Regions from separate parts of the Homo sapiens genome. Here region 1 is linked to region 2. A link is a loop called in an ENCODE intact Hi-C map of the cell type or tissue named here. Cell type or tissue: spleen. All regions are shown on one strand. Each heading gives the region's core, and the rest is flanking DNA. Links, peaks and the distances in the headings are about the cores only.

Region 1 (10,708 bases), core at 4,069-8,068, 83 kb before region 2:
TAATATGCTACATAATCCAACTCTCCCGAGGATATGTTTCTCTAGAATTCTGAAAAGGTGCAAAATTATTTCCATTTGCCAATGATCCATGCCTAATTGCTTCTGGAGAGTAAAAGAGCAAGAAATGTATCTGAGAGAGAGAGAGGAAGACATACTTGTACAATGACACTTTAGAGGAGCTCCGCTTTCTGGCTTCAGAGCAGTGTAACTCACAGGTGAGGTAAAGCAGGATGGTGAGAAGAGGAAAGGGGCTTTGGGGGAACCCACCTCTTCAGCTTAGTGAAGTCCTATAATGGTTTCTATTGGAACCCCAGCCCAGATACTTACCAGCGATGGGGCTTTGGGCAAAGGACTTAACCTTTTAAGACTCCATTTTGCATCTGTAAAATGGGGATATTAAAAGATTTCCTTGGTAAGTAAAAATAGGGCTCGCGGAGCAGGTGGCACATAGCACCCACCATCTGAGCCGTCACTGCTCACAGGGCATTAGGTTGTTGGAATGACATTCAGCAGCAGGCTGTGACCTGTGAACCCAAACTCTCCTAACTCCTCCCCTTTGCCAGCTCCTCCACCTTCAGCACAACACAGCAGCCACTCTCGTGCATGGGCAGGGCCTGGGCACTTTACAAAGCAGACTACTCGGGCCCTGCCACCCAGATTCTCACACATAAAAACCAAGGTGGAATGGAGAGTCCAAGGACAGTTGGTGGATGCTTGTGTAAAAGTGCTGGGAAACTTGCCTCTGGCTGCCCAGCTGTGAAGCGTGAGCCTTGCTTCTTGCCCCACATCCACTCCTAGTCATTCAATCCTGGTTCCCTGCTTTGCCAGGAGCCTTCACAGACGCTGTAGAATGAGAGGGTGAGTTGCTTGAGGGGTAGCACAGATATTCCTGCCTAATAAATATGTTAAATCAAACAGGCTCATTAGAAGCCGGAGGCTAATGGCCGACTTACAATAAAATGCCGAGTCTCTCCTCCCCCAGGAAGTCTTCCTTGACTCTCCAAATTTTCACTATTCCCTTCCACTTATGAGTCCTCGAACCACCGCCACACAGTCCATTGCTTAGTAGTGGTGTGCTTGCCTACCTGTTTCATGGGAATGAGTATTTCTTGAAGGCAAGCGTCATGTAATTTTCTTCTATGATAAGGATATTTAAGGTGTTTATTGGACCCACTAACCATTGGTTGCCAAGTGAAGAGATGGGCTTCAGACTGTGATGAGTGATAAAAGAGTTCTGCCTACTGTGGAACCTGCTGGAACTCATCACTTGTGCTGAAAGTGCAACATCCCCACCACACACACACACACACACACACACACACACACACACACACACACACACATACACACACTGAGAAGGAGGAGGAGGTATGAGTGTCCTACCATAGAGATGGCCTCAGTGGTTACCTTACCTGTGTTCACTCAAGAGCTAAAATGTTCTCCCCAACGTCATCTCTCATCTTTGGGTATTTAAATATCTAAAATATGTTTTGGGGATGCCCTGGTAGAAATTTCTACACAGCTGTGCTCAAAAGGAGAAAAATCTAGTTTGGGTTTCTGTTCAAGACTAACACCGCTGGGTTTTTCAACTGCACAGATGGAATTGCAGTAAAAGTCTCTCTGTTTCTTTTCTACAGCCATCTGAGGGATCCGTGTTCTTTCATGAAATCATTAATATTCTTAAAATACAGATGGTTCCCGTTTCCAGAGACATTGGTCCCGGGGTCTGTGAAATTGTGTTTATTTTCATTTTGATGCCACCATTTCTCAGGCAAAGGTTCCAACTGCTCTCCAAAACTTTAAAGAGTGCTCTGTCAGGATACGTAGTGAGGCAGCTAAGCACCTCCCTGGAGTGCTAAGTGGTTCAGGCAGCGCCAGATGCCATGGAGCCTGATGAGTGTTCTAGGGGAACCATGTGGAAGGGAGCTCTCCCAGAGAGAAAGAGAAGGGAAAGAAAGAGGGACAAGGGGTGAGGGAGGCTGCCTAGGCTCTCAGGGAGCCTCTACCTTCCTGCAGTCCTTGCTAACAACGTCTTCTCCTCTGCAGACCCCACACTGTGGACACAGGAGCATGTGAGGCAATGGCTGGAGTGGGCCATAAAGGAGTACAGCTTGATGGAGATCGACACATCCTTTTTCCAGAACATGGATGGCAAGGAACTGTGTAAAATGAACAAGGAGGACTTCCTCCGCGCCACCACCCTCTACAACACGGAAGTGCTGTTGTCACACCTCAGTTACCTCAGGGAAAGTAAGTGCCGCCCAAGTACCCAGGGCTGGGAGGAAGCTTGGCATGGAGCCAACCCAGGGAGAGGAAGTCAGTGCTGCCCGTTCGTGTTGGGCAGATGCCGCCGGAGCAGCATCGTGGGGCCTGTAGTGTTGCCAAGGTCACGTGGGCTCCTACAGACCCTGTGAGGGGCAGACCCAATCCTGAAGTGTCAAAGGAAGTAAGACGAGAAATGGAGAAAAGTAGAGAGCTGTGACCTGGAGGGGTCTGGCAGAGGCTGGTTACACTCTTCCCATGAGACCGCCTTTCCAGAAACTATTCCAATTTGAAAATAGATAGAGATGGGTGGTGCCCTGGCTGGTGTTTTCCTAAGTGATTATTTAAAATTCCTCCAGGAAACTCTAGATTCAAGGCTTTTGGATTTAAGGTGTTGAAAATAATTTACATATTAGCTTCCTCTTAATCTTGGGATACTCTGGCACACCCTAACCCCATTTGACAGGGCTGCTATCTGCACACTTCCTTGATAAGGAAGAGCAGCCAAAGGTGCAGGTGTGTTAGGATCCATTGGAGGCTTTCTTCTGGTACAGCCAAGAAAAGGAAAAGAGCTTTGGAAAGGGCGAGCTTAAGAAAGAAAGCAGGCAGTTGTCCAAGAGATTTATCTAGTATGAGGTACTCTAGCACCAAGCGCCCATCAGTCTGATATGAATTTCATTTGATATGAAATATACACAGAGCAGAAGAATGGAATTATTTTAGTCCTGCTGGTAACCTCAGCCTGAGTGCCCTGCTGGGAATCCAGGCCAGGTGGTATATCAATATCAGTGCTACCCCTAAGTATGGAAGGATTGTCCTGGGGCCTGAAAAGATGGTGCTAGGATCACAGGAACACAGGTTTGGGCTCACACTACGTAAGAGCATTCTAGCAGCCCTGTGCAAAGACAGGGCAGCCTTGAGATGCTATTTGTTGTGAATGGCCAAGGCAGCTGCGAGTCTTGCAGGAGTTTAGCTTTGGGCAGGGGCTTGATGATTTTAAGCCCCCTTCGCAAGTTCAGATCCTTAGACAGCAACTCTGGGACCTGCTTTTCCTGGACTGGCTGGCTCTGGGTTGGTGAGCTCTGTTTGCTCGCCATCGTTCTGTGGACCTTTAACTCCCCATCTTTGGAATCCACTGTCCCTTCAGCGACAGTGTTCCTCATGGGGCAGGGGCAACACGTGCTGGCTGGAGAAATGAAAAATCAAAAAACTGGCTTTGGCAGTTTCCACTGGTGCCTCTGTGCTCTCTGGTCACCTTTCCGAGGCGTCTGGTAACTAGTGCGAGAAAGTAGATGATGCAGTATTTGTTAGCTCCGGAGCAATTACCTCATGTCTGAGTCTTGCTGCAACATGAGGTCAGCCCAAGAAACAATTTCAAAAAAGGGGACAATTTTCCACCCAGTTTTTCAGAGCTTTGGATAATTAGCACTTTCTAATTCATATTTTCAGCTTTTAACTGTTTGTGGAATTTTAAAAAATAAGGATCTTTGAACAGAGTCCTGCAGTGATCTAGGCAGGCCAGGGTGGGTGTGTGGAGGTTAGCATGAGAAGGAGAGACCAGCAAAGCAACCTGATTCCAGCAGGAGTTTGCAGGAACCCTAAGCCCTTTCCTTCATTTGCCAGGAGTAGAGAGGACAACAGTAGCATAGACAGCATGCTCTGAACTGTTAGTTAAAGGGCCCAGTGCTTCGAGACTCTTCGGCGGATGCCCTTGTTGGGAGAATGTTCAAGGCATTCTCTCCATGTGGGGAAAGCCCATTCATGCCATATGACCCCGGGGCCCTAACCAGTCCATAAACAGCCCAAGGTCCCCTAGTACTTCCTGCCACCGAACAATGGGAACACAGATGCTGAAGTGAGACAAATGCCTGAGAAGGTGGTCACTGGTCGCCAGTAGAGAGACCTTCTATTGGAGAAGAGCAGATAACAAGGTTGAAGTGGAGGTGCAGAGGATGGCATTTTGGGGGGTATAGCATGGCAAGAAAAAGCAAATTGCTTCTTTCTTTTTAAGAATATTTATAGACAGAAAGTGCCCCCAAATCAATAAAAATATTAGGTTTCCCAAAAGGGACTTATTAGTGGAGCATATTTCCAGAGTGGAGAGGAGGTGGAATCCAGCTTGTATACTGAAGACATTTGAAAATGCAGGGCAGATATCCAGAGTGGAGGATGGTGGCGAACAGTAGTACATCCACAAGATGGGAAGTAGTTGTTCTGCCATTGAAATGATTATTGGGAAACACCATGAGAAGTGCTTAGGATACAATGTTGGGTGGAAAAGCTCATTATAAAGTGGTCTGTGCACTGATAGAAAAACCATGTCTGCCTGCGAAAGCAAAAAATTAAAATAATCGTGTTAAATTAAAAAAAAAAAAAACTTGCCCCAACATGGTATTGAAATATCCTTTTGAGGAACCTAGACTTAAAATGATCCACTGTCAGGCAAAAGGCTTTTAGATTCATGCTGCTTTTTAATTGGTGTCTACCTTGGGGTTCCAGCCTTGGGGACCCTCTAGTGTGAGGTGGTGGCTGGCTGCTAAGCGCCTGCAGGAGGCCATGGGCTGGCGATCGTGTCTGCTCTGTTTCTGCTCTGGATTGCTGGGAACTCCCCCGTGACAACCAGCACTTTAAACGCTTTTAAAGCCTTCAAACACTTTATTGTTTTTCCAGACTGACTTCCAGTGGATGTTCTGTGCTTAGGAGGAAGGCCAGTGCTTGTGGAGAGTTTGAGGCGATGAGTCAAGGCAAGGGGAGAGGGTGCTGATTCTTTGTGCTTTATCATCTTGTCCTTTCATTGGAGAGGAAGGTGGGGCTCAGATATTTCCACTTTAGCAAGAGATGGATGGAAAATAGCTGAGATCCTTCACTCCGGTGGAGGAAGTACTGCAGGGTGAAGGAAAGTTGATAGAGCAGAATCGGGGACCTGAGACTGTGGCTGGTTGGAAGTCAGTAGAGTCCAAGTTGGTGGCACTTCTCTGATCTAATCTTTCTGGGCTTTATAGAAAGTCTAGAAAAAGGAAAACTTCATAGGATAAGAAGCTTTGGCATCAAATTTACATTTCACAAAAGGTGCTTGACTATTTATTCTGGTGGTTTGGGAGGGGAGCTAGACTTTTACATTTTAAATGCAAATGTATTTTCCAGGGTAGAGAAGAAATAGCAGTTCCCTGTGCCCCTACAGACCCTGTCTGATGGCCAGGCATGCTAGGGAGGTGCTTGTTCTTCACACCTGGGCGTGTCAGCTGTGCCAGAGGAGCTGTGTCACACGCCACACAGGCGCCCACCCCTCCCCCCCACCACCACAGGAAATGCAAGGAGGACTGTGATGGCTGGGGTGGCCACGGTTCTTGGGGGTAATTCCCATGAGTCCTGGGAAACTCCAGGGTTTACACCTGTCAATCCCAGCACTTTGGGAGGCCAAGGCGGGTGGATCACCTGAGGCCAGAAGTTGGAGACCAGCCTGGCCAACGTGGTGAAACCCCGTCTCTACTAAACATACAAAAATGAGCCAGGTGTGGTGGTGGGCGCCTGTAATCCTAGCTACTTGGGAGGCTGAGGCAGGAGAGTCGCTTGAATGCGGGAGGGGGAGGCTGCAGTGAGCTGAGATCGCACCACCGCACTCTGGCCTGGGCGATAGACCGAGGCTCTGTCTTCAGAGGAAAAAAGGTTGCCCCCTTGTGGACAACTATCTACAGTACCCATTTTGAAGCTGAACCCACTGAGGCCCAGACAGCTTCAGAAATTGGTTCAAAGGCATCCAGCCGATTGAGAGCACCTGGCATCTCAGACTAGGGCCTCTGGAGTCCCAGTCCCTGGCCTCGCGTTGCCGACGTTCCCCCGGCCCTGGAGACAGCAAGCCAGCCTGCGCCACACAGGCAAGGCAGCCTCACTCCCGGCCTTCCACGTGGGCAGCCCGGCCACTTCCCCCACAGCATTTTCTGTTGTCATTTGTACCAAGAGATAAATGCTTTCCAAAAACTTTCCTGTGGCCTCCTGGAAGGAGGCCGATTAAGCCAAACCTATCACCACGCTAACTTTGTCCTTCTCTGGGCCTGACTGTCGGCCCCACCAGTATCTCTCCCGGACACACCCCGTGTGGCAGAGGAGCCTTCGCAGCAGCTGCTGCGGGAACGAGATTTGTCCCTTCTCAGGCCAAGGCGGGGAAGGACCTCGAAGAAACGGAGGGCGCCGGGCTGGCAGTTCAGGCTCAGGGCCGCTGGGGGGAGTTTGCGCAAGGCTGGGAGCCCCGAGGCCCCGGGGGAGGTGGGGAGGCAGAAAGAAAAAGAGCCTTTTTTAAGTTTTACAAACAAGTTCGTTTTGTATGTCAATCTGGGTCTGACCTGGAAAAAAAAACACTAAGAAACTGCGTCTTCAAACAGTGGCTGCTCAAAAGAATGAAACTGCGCGACCGGGAGACCACGGAAAGGGTGTCTATCTTCATTCCCATTTTTAATTTAAACTTTAATGGAAAACACATTTTGCATTTTCTGGTCTTTCCACCTGCAGCCTCAGATGGTCGGGCAGAGGTTTTGAGTCTGGGCAATTAAGCTGGTGCAATCTTATCACTTCCAGGCCTGGGTTTGACTGGTGAAGGAGAACAGAATGCCAGCTGAACAAAAGGCCAGGTTTCCCTGGACCCAGTAGTCAGCCAGGATTGTTGTTTAAAGATCCCAGAGCCTTGCACCCTCCCGCTCCTGCACACTCAGCCAGAGCTGTTGATATAGCAGTGCAGCCCAGAGAAAAGAGAGACCTGGATTCAATAGGCTGGCTGTGAGGGGGCACTGGTGAATTCTATGGTCACAGCGAGGCAGGAGACAAAGGCTTTGGCACTGGGACGCTTGCGCCCCCTGGCCCAGGTGTCCCCGATGAAAAGCAGGTTAGGTTGAGGGAATGTGAAGCAGCAGAAACCGTGATTGTTGGGGTTCTACCCCACACCTGCAAAGCCTCACACTGCTCACTCCCCTCTCCTTTCAGATCCAGGTACTGTCTCTAGCAGCACATGGATTCAAACATGGAATGGAAAATGATCTTTTCCCCATGCTTGCACTTTGGGAAGGCCATTCTATTCTCAGCAGGAGCTACTTTATGCTTTTTAGAGCAAAAATGCCCTCAATAAATAGATATATGTATATGCATACACACCCATATACAAATATATACATACAAACACATATACAGAAACTTACAAATAACCAAGTAGGCAAATCTTATACTTCAGTTTGAACTGAAGTACAACACAGAGAGAAGTGCAAAAATCATGAAGTGCGCTACGTGAGACATTATCGTGACGTGAATCCACCCACTCCCATAAGCACCTCCCGGGCCAAGGAGTAGAATTTCAGCCCCCTGTACCCTCTCTCCACCCCACAACCGCTTCCTCCACAAAACTAACCACCACCCTGCTTCCCAGCCCCATAGGTGAGTTTTGCCTATTTCTACGATTTAGCCTGGAGGCAGTGGGATCTGCCAGATTGAGGACAGGTTTTGTGAATAGACCACGATGGGGCTCCTGCCTTCTGCACTCTCTGGCTGTGTGATCCTGGGAAAATGATATGACTTCGCTGAGTGTTGCTCCTTTCATCTGTAAAAAGGAATAAGGGAATGCTGGCTCTGTATGGCTTATGCAAGGATTAAGTGAGAAAATAGATGGAAAGCGTCTGGCACACCGTGCATGTTCAGGGAGCACTGCGTCCCCACCACCACCTTCATCATGGCCTGTTTACCCTGATGTGCTGGCATCGGGAAGGTGGGGGAGCTCAGCAGCACAGGCCTGTGGCAGGGTCAGGCCAGAAAGAGCCTCAAGGCAGGAGAAAGCAGTCCAAAGCCACAGAGAGGGAGGCCAGACTCCAGGAGGACCTGCCTGCATCAGAACAAGTTCCTTAAGAAAACAGAGCCTGGGGAACTAATGAAGTAGAAATCGGAGAAGAGGAGGGAATCTAGGTCCCTTGGGAGAGAGGCCAGATGCCCCCAACCAGCCCCTCCTTGGGGAAGGCAGCCTCTCCTTCTAGGAGTGAAACTTGAACCAAGAACAGTCTTTAGGGCAAAATCCTTTTCCTAGGTTGCCATGAAATATACATTTCATGCAAGCTTTGGAGAGGTCAAATGACCCTTTCTCTCAGCTTTCTGGGAGTTTCCTGTGGAATTCATGTGTGCCCAAAGAAGAACTTTCACCAATGGGGAAATTTAATAAATGTGGTTTATCTAAGGTTCGTGCTTTCGGCTACATCTGCACTAATGACTCAGGCAGTTTGCTCCTCGGAGACCATCATTTTTCTTTATTTGCTCCAGCAGTGAGGTTTCAGCCTGAGGGAGAGAACGTCAGGGACGGAGAGGCAAGCATTCTTGGTCCTACTTCTGGGATTTTTTTGTATTCCCTCCGAACATTTGGTTCCATTTCTTCACTTCCTTCCAGTCGTGCCGGATTATTTCTTATTGCAGCAGAACCCATTCATAACTTTAATCAGAGGACAGGACGAATGTTCAGTAAACGCATGTATAAAGAGAACTATTGTATGTAATTGTGACATCTGTGGGAGAAAGGATGTAAAAATAGTAACGATCATAGCTAGCATTTATGGAACACTTATGAGCCAAGGTCCATTCTGAGCACATTGCATGCATTATTTGATTTAATCTTCATAATGCCATTGAGTGGTGTTAGCCCATTTTACAGATGAGAAACTGCTGGCTCAAAGAGATGAGGGAAATCAGTGGAGGGCACAAAGCTAGTCAGTGATAAGAGGCAGGTCTAATTTTAAAGTCTCCTTTGCTTAATAAACATACAGTCGTGCTTTGCTTCATGATGGGGATAGTTCATCTTCATGTGAATACCACAAAATGTACTTACACAAACCCACATAGCATAGCCTACTACACACTGAGGCTGTATGCTACAGCCTGTGGCTCCTAGCTTACTAAGCTGTATAGCATGTTATTGTACTGAATATAGTAGACAACCGTAGCACAATGGCAAGTATTTGTGCATCTAACTTTTAAAAGATACAGTAAAAATACACTATTACCGTTGTCGTATATGTGGTCCATCTTTGCCCAAAACATCATTTTTTGGTGTGTGACTATTAACAGGAACTTGTCCCAGCCTTACTTTGTCATTGGTATTCTTGAACATGGAATAACCAAATGTAGCTGGCTCTTGGATGTTATATTCATGTGACTGTCTCATTTCTAAAATGGCATCCACATAGCCACACTTTGGCATACAGCGGGCTCAATACCACCCCCGTCATCCCCCTCCTTGTTTTCATCTGGAGCTGCTGCAGAGCTAGAACTAACAGTCATATTCTAGGCAATTGGACAATTCTTATAAAATTCTCTTCCTCTGCCGGGTGCGGTGGTAATCCCAGCACTTTGGGAGGCCGAGGCAGGCAGATCACCTGAGACCAGCCTGACCAACATGGAGAAACCCCGTCTCTACTAAAAATACAAAATTAGCCGAGCATGGTGGCACATGCCTGTAATCCCAGCTACTGGGGAAGCTGAGGCAGGAGAATCACTTGAATCTGCGAGGCGGAGGTTGCAGTGAACTGAGATCGCGCCATTGCACTCCAGCCTGGGCAACAAGAGCGAAACTCCGTTTCAAAAAAAATAAATAAATAAATTCTCTTCCTCATCGTCTGGCTTGGATAGTGCACACATTTTCTCTGAGGCACACAACCAAACGCCCACAGCTGGGTGAGGCGGCAACTCCATTTCGGCATCCCTTCCATGACTGGAGACTAAAAATAGGGGTGTGTCTGACAGCCCATTCCCACCCCTGGCACCCAAGCCAGTCCACTCGGCCACAGGGAGCGGGGAAAAGGGTTGTTTAGAAGAATTTTCTTAGCCTCGAATACATGTGTTGAGCTTATGGTATGTTTTATAAAAGCAGATCCCAGCCCTCGTTTCAAGGGCTCTTTAAGATTTCCTTAGGAGAATCTCAAAGAGAATGGCAAAAATGCCTAAGTTTCACAAAATACAACCTTGAATTCACTTTAAACAAAGGAAAAAGTCTAGTTTTAGGAAAGAAGGGAGAATGTGTTTTACATGTAACAACAAATTGCTTTTTCAAAGTGCTGGGTACAGAAGAGGTATGAATTGAAGTTTAATTTGAAAAGATTGGATATCAGCATTCTGAGATTACAGAAAATTCAACGCGTGACTCCTCAGGTTCAGTGCGTGCTCTTAGACATAGGTGAAGGGAAGCAAAAGTTCCTATTGGAATACTACCACTCACCTCCTTCCCAACTCCCATTGCCCCCTCCACCAGTAACATACCTGTGTACCTTACCCTCACCTGTGAAAGGACCCATATGTACATAAACCCAGAAGATACCACAGCAGGAAGGAGTGATACTGGCTTCTCCTCCAGGCCATGGCAAAGTACAAGCTGCAGGCCAAATCTGGCCAAAAGTGGCCCATGGACAAAGCAAAACAAAAACTAAGAAGA
Region 2 (10,708 bases), core at 2,744-6,743:
GTTTATTCTTTTTCCCCAACATCATTTGAGTCCTGACCTTTCCCACCTTGCCAAGGTCCCCTGAGCTTCACTGGAGCAGATGGAGAAAAGAGGATAGAAGGAAGCCCTCTAGGAATTGTGATGAGATTGACAACTGGGCTTAGTACTAACCAAAATGCTGGCTCCCTGGCACCCAGAGGGTGTGAGGTCCAAGCTGTGATCAGCATTAAGATTGAAGACATTATTGCAAAGAGGCAGCAAATGAGGTTGGCAAAGCAAAGATGGGGCTCCACAGGTGCCTTGAAAATAGTGAGGGGATAGGCTATAAGGCGGTGTAGAGCTGGGCTTAAACGTCACCTCTTCCACTTGTTATCAGAGTGAGTTATTTGGCTTCTCTAAACCTGAACGTTCTCCTCCATGAACATGGAAATAAGGAAATCTGTTTCCCAATGCTGAGATAGGATTAAGTGTGGGAAGGCCCAGTAGAGGATCTGGTATGGGGAAAGCCACAATAAATGCCAGGCTCCTTCCTTGTTTAGCAGGGCTGAGGGGCTCTGATGAAGAGATCAGGACTGGGACAGCCAAAGGCTGAGTTGGCACTTGGGGAAATCAGTTTTAACTCCCAGGTCTGGATTTGGGCAGGCAGCTCTCACCTGCCAGACCCAAGGACGGTACCACTGTGCCTGTGTGAGCTGCAGAGGAAATGCAGGAAGGATGCATAGTCCTGCTCGGGGCTCTTGCCAGGTCTTGGGAAGTCTTCTTTCTCCCTCCCCTCATCCCCTCCTGGAGCCTCTTAAAGAAGGTTCTCCCACCAGAACTTCCGGGCGGGAAAAGACAGCAGGCTCTGAGCTGCTTTCAAGGGGCCTGTCAGAAGCATCTTTGTGTACATGAGGCCCAGAGGGAGAAGACTGTTTATCCGGCTGCTAGGGACAAATTAATGAAGTGGTGAAAGGCTGTGGATCAGAGAGAAAAAGATTGCCCATGGAATGATGAGATTAGGTTAGACGAGAAGGATGCAATTGTGCCAGACCAACTGAATTTCCTCTGAGGTTAGCACGACCAGCCTTCCAGACCCGGAGGCAACCAGGGCACAGGGCTTGGTGATGGATGCCTGGCGTGATCCTTTCTCTGGAAGCTCTTGGCCAGGGTTGCAGGTACCATGGCCACCAGGCTGGGGTGAGAGGTGCATGTGCACCCTCAGAGTGCAGGGCAGAGAGAGGACCGCAGAAGAGGGAGCAGGGGAGGGGCAGCTCCACATGTGATGTACGCTGGGACAGCACATCTGGGCATAGGCATCTTGGACTGAAATTCCTACTCTAAAAAAATGTCCTAGCACCATCTTCTTTTCCTTCTTAGCACTGAATACAACTGATTTCATGTTGGTTTTGTTCAATTCAGATCATCCTCAGCCCTGTCAATGGCACACCCACCCCCGAGTCAAGCAAAACCTTGATTCACCCTTAATTCTTTTCTTCCTCTCACCTCACACGCAATCCATCAGCAAATCTTGTCTGCTCTTTCTACACAATATAGTCAGGACCTGTCTGTCCTCTTCTCTTCATCTCCTCTGCTTGCCAGGCCACCATAATTCCTTGGTTGGGCTACAAAACTCGCCTGCTCCTTGATCTGTCCACCGCCTCTTTCTCCTCATAATAGAGTCCACACCGTCAGAGTGAGGAAGGAGTCCTGAAAATCGGATCATGCTGCTGCCTTGCTGAGACCTTTCTCAGCTTCCCCCTGTTCTGATGACCTCAAGGCCCCATATAGCCAGGACTCTGCCACACTCCACAGCCCAAAGTCATCCCCTCTGTCACCTAGCTCACTATGTTCCCACCCCCTCTGCTCTGCAATGTGCGGCGCAGCTCCTGCCCTGGGCTTCGGCACCTGCTGCTTCCTCCTTCAGGGCTGCTCCGCTCTAGGCCTTCCCATGTCTGGCTGCTCCATGTCGCTAGGGACCTAGCTCCATCACCACCTTCTTCGAGAGCCTTTTAGCATCCAATCTAAGGTAGCACCCACTGCTCCAGTGGGAACTCCATCCTGTCTTGGCTTCTTTCCATCTCTTATCAAGAGTGGCTGTCAGGTTGGTTGTTTATTTCCCTGCTGGTGATGCATTCACTTATTGTCGATCTCCCCTCTACAGAACACACCCTCCAGGACAGCAGCCCGTCTTGCCTTCCTCTGAATACCCAGCATGTGGACCCACAGTAGAGACTCTAAAAATCTTTCTTGACCAAGGTCAGTGCCCTCCCCTGGGCTGGGAGTGCCACAAGTGCAGGGACCTGTCAGCTGCATCCCTATGTTATACCCAACACTGCTCACTGGGCCTCAGGGCTCTCTCCAAATAGAGAAGGCCAGGGGAGAGAGAAGCTATTTTTTTCTCTAAGTTGTAGCTGAGCTAGTTTTTCACTTGCTCACTGAACTAATGACCAAGCAAACATCCAGGGATGGTGTGGACACTGCACATGGTGGATTCATAAGTGCCAATGCTGACAGGTGGCAAGGACGAGTGCCTGTGCAATGGCTCAGGATGCACCTGGGAGCATTGTCCCCATCTTGTCTTTTTAAGTTAAGCTTAGATTTTCTACAGTGAGTAATAGCACATAGATCTCATGTATTTTGAACTCAATATTGTGCCTGAAAACATACATAAAAATGTGTTTCTGGGTATTTATTTACATTTTTAAAAACTACCTAATTTTAGCATTTATTGGCTTAATAAAGGGTTTAAAAGTTTTAAAAAGTGCAAGAGCAGCTAAACCCTGTGCAAGAGCTTGGAGAAACTGAAGAAAATGTAGATAAAATAGAGTGGGCAAAGGGAATGCGAGAAGCTCCACGATGGCGAGAGATGGGGAGGGATGGGGCAGGATGGGGAGGGATGGTGAGGGAAGGCGAGGGTTGGGGAGGGATGGCGAGGGATGGCGAGGGATGGGGAGGGATGAGAAGGGATGCGGAGGCAAAGAACACTGGCAAGTAAGAGCAGCTAAGAATGAAGAGACAAGGAAATGCATGCTACAGACCAAGCAGAAGTGCCCAGAGAAAAACATCCACTCCTTAAGGAGGTTCGCAACACAGCAGTGAGCCCTACCATGAAAAACAGGCAAGAACAGTTAAATGTCAACTCTGCACCACCATATTTGATTGACGATTAACAACTGTTCAAATGGCACGTGTCTCCGTGGCAACAGCTAGGGTTTGTTGAAGGAGTGAATGGAGGAATGAATGAAAAATGGGAAGGGCACATACTTTTCAGAGTTATTTGAAGGTGAGGGAAGACAAGATGTATAAAAGAGACTGGCCAATAATAAATGTTCCATAAAGTTTTCTTGAAACTAGTTCAGTTGGGGTAATTTTCCTTCTCATCCATGGACCAGAAATCACTGACATTAACAGATCTCACTGTGTTCCAGGCGGTCTCCAGGGGTAAACTCAGTAGTTTACGGAGCGTCTATGTCACTCTGTGACATAGACAGCATTACTATTCCCAGTGTCTAAAGGAGGAGATCAAACACCAGAGAGGCTAAGTGATTGATCCAAGTTCACAGAGCTAGAAGGTTAGAATTTAGTCTACTATAGGACTCAGTTGGTAGCTATATGTCTACCTTGGGTTTAATTATTGGAAGAAACTCATTAAAACTCATCCTTTCCCATGTGACTTTGGCACAGACCTGAAAGGTGGTAGTGTATTTGCTACCAGACCCCCATGCCACCAGGCAGGTCACCCCTCTTATGTGATTGAAGGCACATAAGGGGTTGATTTCACTCTACAGGATTGGGGTTAAATGGTTAGTCCCTTCTAGGCATGGAATTCCCACAGGGGAAAAGGAACAGACACTTGTTGAATCTCTGTCACATACCAGCAACTGTGGTAGGGGCTTGGCAGAAATTATTTCATTCAATCTCACAGCGACCCCATGAAGTAGGTCTAATTTTCTCTGTTTGACAAGGAAGGGAACTGAGGTTTAGAGAATTTTAAAAACTCATATGAGGCAGAACTGGGGTAGGAACGCAGCTCTTTTTGAGACAGGGTCTTGCTCTGTTGCCCAGGCTGGAGTGCAGTGGCACAATCATAGCTCACTGCAGCCTCTACCTCCCATCTCATGGGATCCTCCCGCCTCAGCCTCCCAAGTAGCTGGGACCACAGGCAAGTGCCCCACTCCGGGCTAGTGTATTGATTGTAGAGATGAGGTCTCACTAGGTTACCCAGGCTGGCCTTGAACTCCTGGCCTCCAGCAATTCTCCTGCCTCAGCCTCCCAAAGTGCTGGGATTACAGCCCCGAGCCACCGCTCCCGGACAGAACCCAGATCTTAACCTGATGTCTCCACGCCAAGTTCCCTAAAGATCTGGCCCAGAAGATGAGTGAATTCCTATGTCTAAGGCAGGAGGGAAAAGGAAGGAAGGTCTGGGGGAAAGGCTGGCCCTCCCTCCTCACCTCCCTTCCCTGCGTGCCCTCTCCTGGCTAGCCCTCCCGTCTGCGTCTCTCAGGGCATCTGTAGTGGGAGCCGCCTGTGCTGGGCACTGGGGTACGGCCTTCTCAAGACCCAGGGAAGTGGGGGAGCTGGGCAGGAAATTAAAAGGAGCCAAATAAACAGAGTAATTATAGATTGTGATAAGGACTTAGAAAGAAACAGTAACTAGAAGTGACCTTGAAAAGTACCCGTAAGTAGGCACTGGTGCTGCAGACGGCGGGCAGCAAAGCGCAGGCGGGAGAGGAGGCGCGGCAAGGCCCACACTCGCCTCCGCCGGGCCTCCCGCTTACCAGCAGCAGCAGCGCCCCCTGGCGCCTGCCGAGGGCACTGCGCAAGAGAGGTCGGCATTGATTTCAGAAGGGCGCCCGGAAGGACACCTGTCTGGCCCCAGACCGGGCAGGAGCCAGGCCTCGGATTTCTCATCTGTCAGATGACAATGATGCTATCTACTTCCCAGGGCCATCGTTCAGATTAAATGATGCAGTGCTTGGGAGAATCCGGATGGATGAGCGACACTATAGAAACATGACTTGGATTTATGGCAAGAGGGACTTCAGTGAGACATGAAGAACTGTTGACTAGACAGGCCGGCAGGACACTGTGGCAGGTTTCCCGTGAAGAATTCCATACTGACAATGTAAAAGAGAGGCAATGACCGTCTGATATAAGTGCGTGACACTGCACAGGTTTCACTGTGTGAAATGCATACATGAGTTCTTGTAGAAATGAATTGATTTTTTTAAGAAGTGACTTAAGGGAAGGAAGACGTGACTTAAGGAACTCAGGAAGTCTCTGTGCCGTCACTAAGTCAGAGATTCCAGAAGATTCTCTCTGAAGAACAGTCACCAACTGGATTATTGAAAATTAGCCCACTGCCACCTCACGGGTGGGCCTTGTAACCCACATCAGCTGGACCAAGGGGCCTGGAGACGCAATAGCCTGGAAACAGGGTGACCCCAAGGGGCAGGCGGGATGCAAGCACAGAGGAAACAAGAAAATGCTGAAGGAAGCTGCTCAGAAAAGTGGAGGCCAGGTGGCTCTGAAACCCAGGTGTGACCACAGAGGAAAGTGCCCTGAAGGCCAGAGACCCAGCTCCAATTACCAGCTATGTGACAGGGGCACGCCCAGCCCCTTTCCTGATTTTCAGAATTTCCCTATCTGGGAGACGAAGATCATGTCGCCGGGGCCTGCCTGTAATACTTCAAAAAACACAAAAACACTCTATGCACCATGTAGAGGATTATTTTTGTGAACTCCAGGGCAGGGAGCATCAACAGCTCAGAGGCAGCACTGGCATCTGCCTCAAGTGTCCTGCCTTCTCTCCATCCCCAGGCACAAGCAGGGCCCACGAATGCCCAGCATCTGCTCTCCAGTCACTGGTGAAATATGGGTGGCATTCACTGTGTCAGCATTTGGAAATTAGCCCGCCTGTGGTCTGGCTGTTGGCGTCCCTGGGGCTCCCTAACCCACATGGCTACGCAGGCAAAGACAGAAACTCTGGTGCCGCCAGCTTCCGCCCGAGGCGCTTTTCTGCGTGGGGTGCTGACTGAGCAACTGAAGCAGGGCTGCAGCATTCACTGGCAGCTGAGACCCAGGATTGGGGGCCCTAGTGGGGCTGGGGTCAATGGGGATGGTACCATGGAGGGGCATGAGCTGGGACATTTAGAACAGAAAGAGAAACATGCCGAGTGAGGAGGCAAGATGTGAGCAGCAGGGCTAGCGGGTATCCCTGGGACCTCAGACAGAAAGGAAGCTGCAAGGGAGCTTGTACCCAGTGATCACAGGCTCATTTATGGGATAGACCCAGGCAACCTGAAGAAAGGCAGAATCAGAGCAATAGCCAGAGGTGACTGTCGTCAGAAACATACCCCTGCTCCTGGGAGCCACTGCAGAGCGGGATAACTGGGGCTCGCCTCCCTGGTGCAAGCCCAGGAGTGAGGGCCTTGTGATAAGATTTCCAAAAACACCAGCCCCGTGCCCTGCCTGTCGGTAAGCGGCCACCGGAACCCCTCCCAGAAAGATAGATGCAGGCTCCGTGTCTGTAGAAGTTTGTGTCCATTTCCCGCTGAAATGGACTCCTGCCTCTCCACACCCCTAAAACCCAAGCTTCTTCCTGATCTCCAACCCACATCCTAACGGGTGAGGTTGAAGTCTAATTTCCTCTGGCCTTCAGTGAGGATGAGAAAACCAGCCCCTTCATAGATGAGAAAGCAGTTTCAGCCCCCAGCTCTCGGCCGCGCTTCTCCGGTGGCTGCCTATTCCCAGCTTCAGGTCCCAGTGGCCGTGGTCATCCGCGTGGGAAGGGATTTGCCTGCTGTGCGCTGGGTGCCTGGGTCGCACCGCTCATCTTGCTGCAGTGCCATCCTCCCAGTCTCTCCACCCCTTTCCCCACTGCCACAAGATACTTAAGGGGCAACTTTGTAGAAATCCAAATCTGTAAACTCCACAGGCTGGGAAACACCCAGCCAAAGGAGCAGGTGTATCAGTAATAAGGGGAAGAAAATCCGAGTGCGGCACGGGGTTTTCTCCACTCTCTGGCAGCCTCCGTCCCCAGCAGACCTCATCCTGTCTCTTCAGTGGTGAGCATTGCCCAGGCTGGGTGTGAATTCTTATGCACAATGGATTCAAGCAGGACTAGGAGTGAGGAGACCCATGTTGGAAAGGACTCTCAGACCTGGTCCTGGGGAGCGCTCTGGGGGTCTCCTGACTCCCCTTCTCCACTCCCTCTGAGGGGATGGAGTATTGGGAGAGGAAACAGCCCTGTGTCCTACCGCCCCCTCCATCCCCCCCGGGGCTGCCCTAGAAGCAGACTGGGTCGGGGAGCCTGGTTGGTAGGTTAGAACGTGCTCATGCTCTGCCAGTTCGCTGATGTGTCATGCAGCCACTCTTGTACCTGCCATCCCTACTCATCCCCTCACGGGGACCAGAGCTTCTGCAGCATAGGGACTGTGTCATCACACTTCACTAAGGCCAGCACAGCGGGGGCTTCCCAGAGGTCTAAGGTGACCTTAGCCCATGCCTGTGGCTTATCTCTGAACCCGATTCAAGCTCCCCATACTCTGTGCATAATTCATCAGCAGTCCAACACTTCCCTTAACAGCATCCAAATACCCTGATCCCCAAAATGGTCACATGCACTTTCCAGCATGAGACCGGGATTACCCTTATCTCTCTGAATATCTCATCACTGGACTCGGACTCCAAGGGGCCACACACTTCACAGAGTCTTCTCCTGTGAAAAGACCCACAACAGTTATTCACAGTTGCTGAGTTCTGCTGAGCTCTTCAAGGACAAATGGTAGATCTGGATAAAGCCAGAAAGCTCCTGAGAATTTAATCAAGGGCAACGAACCATGAGACTTCCCCTACGGGTAGTCACCTGAGAGAACTTGGGCTGTTTTAACTCTGCAAAGACAGTATTAACCTGTTGCTTTCAATTGTGTTGGGTTGCATATTTAAATCTGTTCCCTGGGGATATGGTGACACACTGATAGACCCCAATAAATACAATTCCTGAATCCCAGCCAAGAAACACTGGTGTGTGTGCAACTGGAGCAGAGGGAGGGGCAGGGACATTGGGAAATTCTAAATAAATGGAAAAATCTGGCTTGTATTTCAAGGATTATTCAAAAAGAATCTTCCCTTAGAAGCATCAGTGAGTCACACGCATCTAACCAGAATGCAAAGTTTACAAAGCATGGTAATGGCAGAACACAGCACAGGGCAGATACACACATGCAGAGATGGACTCTGTTGCATACTGGGGAACCAATTTTGAAAAGTAACAACAGGCTTCTTCTGAGAGAGGAAATTATTCATCCAAAACAGTGCTGGGAAAATTCAGATTTACATTTTTCCTAGGGCCTTTGAGTTGCATATTTCTGCAATGAGTGAGCTGGATTTGATGAGGCTTTACAATGATTGTTCAAAATTAGTGTTTCAATGCTCTGGTTTTAAATGGAATGCTTTTGGGTTGGGTTTTATATTTGACAGCTAAGGACCTTAATAACAGTTTTTGAGAAGCAACTCCTTAGGGCAGAACATCTTTGGATCCTCAATAGTTTTGAAGCGACCTGTTCTCTGCACTATTTTTGGTTTCTTTCTGCTATTTTTCTAAAAAGAATCCAGGAGTTTCATGTGTAAGAGCATCGTTCTTTTTTCCGTTTGCTCACAGATTCTGACGAGGCAATGGCAAGAAAGGCTGACACTTTGCACATCCTTCACAATCTTCTGCAAGGATGGCTTAGAATCGTCCTGCGTGGAGGAAGGAACAACCTTTGACCTTAAGGTAACTTAAGGTTTGACCTTAAGGTTTATTACTGACTTTTCTTTTTCTTTTTTCTTTTTCTCTCTTTTTTTTTTTTTTTTTTTTTTTTTTTGAGACAAAGTCTCACCCTATCACCCAGGCTTGAGGAGTGCAGTGGCACGATCTCAGCTCACTGCAACCTCCGCCTCCCGGGTTCAAGCAATTCTCATGCCTCAGCCCCCTGAGAAGCTGGGACTACAGGTGTGTGCCACCATGCCTGGCTAATTTTCAAATTTTTAGACAGATGAGGTTTTTCCATGTTGGCCAGGCTGGTCTTGAAATCTTGACCTCAGATGAGCCTCAGCCACCAAAAGTGCTGGGATTACAGGTGTAAGCCACTGCACCAGGCCTATTGTTGACTTTTCTAGGGGTCTATCTTTTATATGTCTCTACACTAATTTTTTTCTTCAGCATTTTTTGAAGATGTTTGTTTTTGTTGTTTTCTTTTTCCAATTTCTGCACACCCTGCTTGTTCATGATGATTTCTGAACCACATAATCGAGCCAACCACTTTTTGCTATTTCACAGCAGTACTAATACTATTCCTGAACCATATATATTTCAGGAGAAAGAGCAGATTGGGAAAGCCTAGGCCCTTTTCTGTATACTTTTGGCTTGAGCCTAGGTCATCACAGTCTTGAATGTGGGAGGGTGAGTGGAAGGAAAAGGGTCTGTGCCATTCAAAGTGTGCTCTTTTTGCGGACTTTGGGAGTCTCTGGCTCCTGTTTCAGAGCTCCACTTCATCCTCGCCTGTCCCCATCACTCTCTGCAGCTGATTGGCCACCAGACTTTGTGTCTTCTCCCTCTTGGTAATCTCCTCCCTGATTACCCGGCCGTGGTCTTACCCTACTCTAGTCCACCTTGCACTGTGCAGGCAGAGCAACTCTTCCACAATGTAAATAAGATCTTACCCCGGTTCTCACCACCTTCCGGACACTGCCCAAGTTCCTCAGCATCACATACTAGGTCCTTCATCGTGGCACCCTGCAGCTTCCCTCACCCCTCCCCTGGCCACCCACCCTCAGCCACACCAGCCTGGTATTCCCTGTGTAAGTCATGCTCTCTCTCATTCTTGCATATTTTTGTAAATGCCATTTCCTTGTTCTAGAATGTTCTTCCCCCTGCCTCCAGTAGGCCCCTTCCTGCCCACCCAGCGCATTTAGGATCATGCTTCCATGAGGTCCTCTGTAGGAAAAGTATGATGTACTTTTCTGTGCAGGCAGCGATGATACTATGAGCTACATTTCTGTGTCACAGTCCCCACTCATCAGGTATCTCTCCCATTAGCGTGTGAGAGCCTGTTTCCATGCACATAGCCCCTAGCCCAAGTACCTGCCCTCTAGAGCAAAGCATTTCCCAAGCCATTCAGTGGTTTCCCAGGACCTAGCATCCAAAACACAATGAGTTCTAATTACAAGCTTGTTGAAAGGCAAATGAAGAAAAAAACCTGTATGTATAATAATAATAGTCATGAGAAAGACAAGAATGAAGAGAAGAAAGACAATAGTCATCACTGGCATCTTAAATTATGGAGCCAAGGGGAGAAACATTTGGGTCACCCTCAGGATCAAACTGCCAGGCCAGAAGCAATTCCACTGAGAGGGCACCAGGAAGCCTTCAATGCATGGAAACCCTGGAGCAAGTAAAAGGCAAAGCATGTGAGTCACAGCTGAATCCCTGGACAATCACTGAGCTGTGACAAGGTGCAGGGTAGACTCATAACCTAGCACAGAAAAACACATTACTGAGGAAAGGAAAAGAACGTGAATGGGGAATTTTGAGACTTAGCTCTTCACAGAAAAGCATGCTTGGCAATTACAAACTTCTTATATTAAAAAAAATCAGGCAAACCAAAAGTCATTAAAGCATTAAAGATTAAGACCCACTCACAAGGAATTCACATACTCTGCTTCTTTACAAGGGCAGTCTTGCACCTACACTGACTTGGTGCACCTC

Evidence for each region. Peaks named below come from ENCODE experiments on the same cell type or tissue, not always from the same donor. Only the 100,000 strongest peaks of a DNase experiment are listed, where the experiment ranks them.
Region 1: a loop joins it to region 2, with 2.2 times the contacts of the local background. A loop is called at or near these places in 3 of 110 quality-filtered maps.

What each region holds. Positions count from the first base shown.
Region 1 is chr11:128,770,736-128,781,443 of GRCh38, forward strand. FLI1 (Fli-1 proto-oncogene, ETS transcription factor) reads left to right here. Exons shown (of 9, transcript NM_002017.5): 4 at 2,047-2,250. Among named protein-coding and RNA genes, the nearest start is that of SENCR, 80 kb to the left of the region's middle. RefSeq lists an enhancer at 5,993-6,598. In spleen, for the core only: CTCF peaks have their summits at 6,043 and 6,245; a DNase peak (open chromatin) is centred at 5,548; H3K27ac peaks cover 4,000 bases.
Region 2 is chr11:128,855,277-128,865,984 of GRCh38, forward strand. All of the region lies in intron 1 of KCNJ1 (potassium inwardly rectifying channel subfamily J member 1), which reads right to left. It overlaps LOC107984409 (a long non-coding RNA gene), which reads left to right and starts at 2,157. Exons shown (of 3, transcript XR_001748442.2): 1 at 2,157-2,214; 2 at 8,621-8,734. RefSeq lists an enhancer at 4,438-4,697 and a silencer at 4,598-4,892. In spleen, for the core only: CTCF peaks have their summits at 4,767 (motif pointing left) and 4,966; a DNase peak (open chromatin) is centred at 4,715; H3K4me3 peaks cover 382 bases; H3K27ac peaks cover 1,634 bases.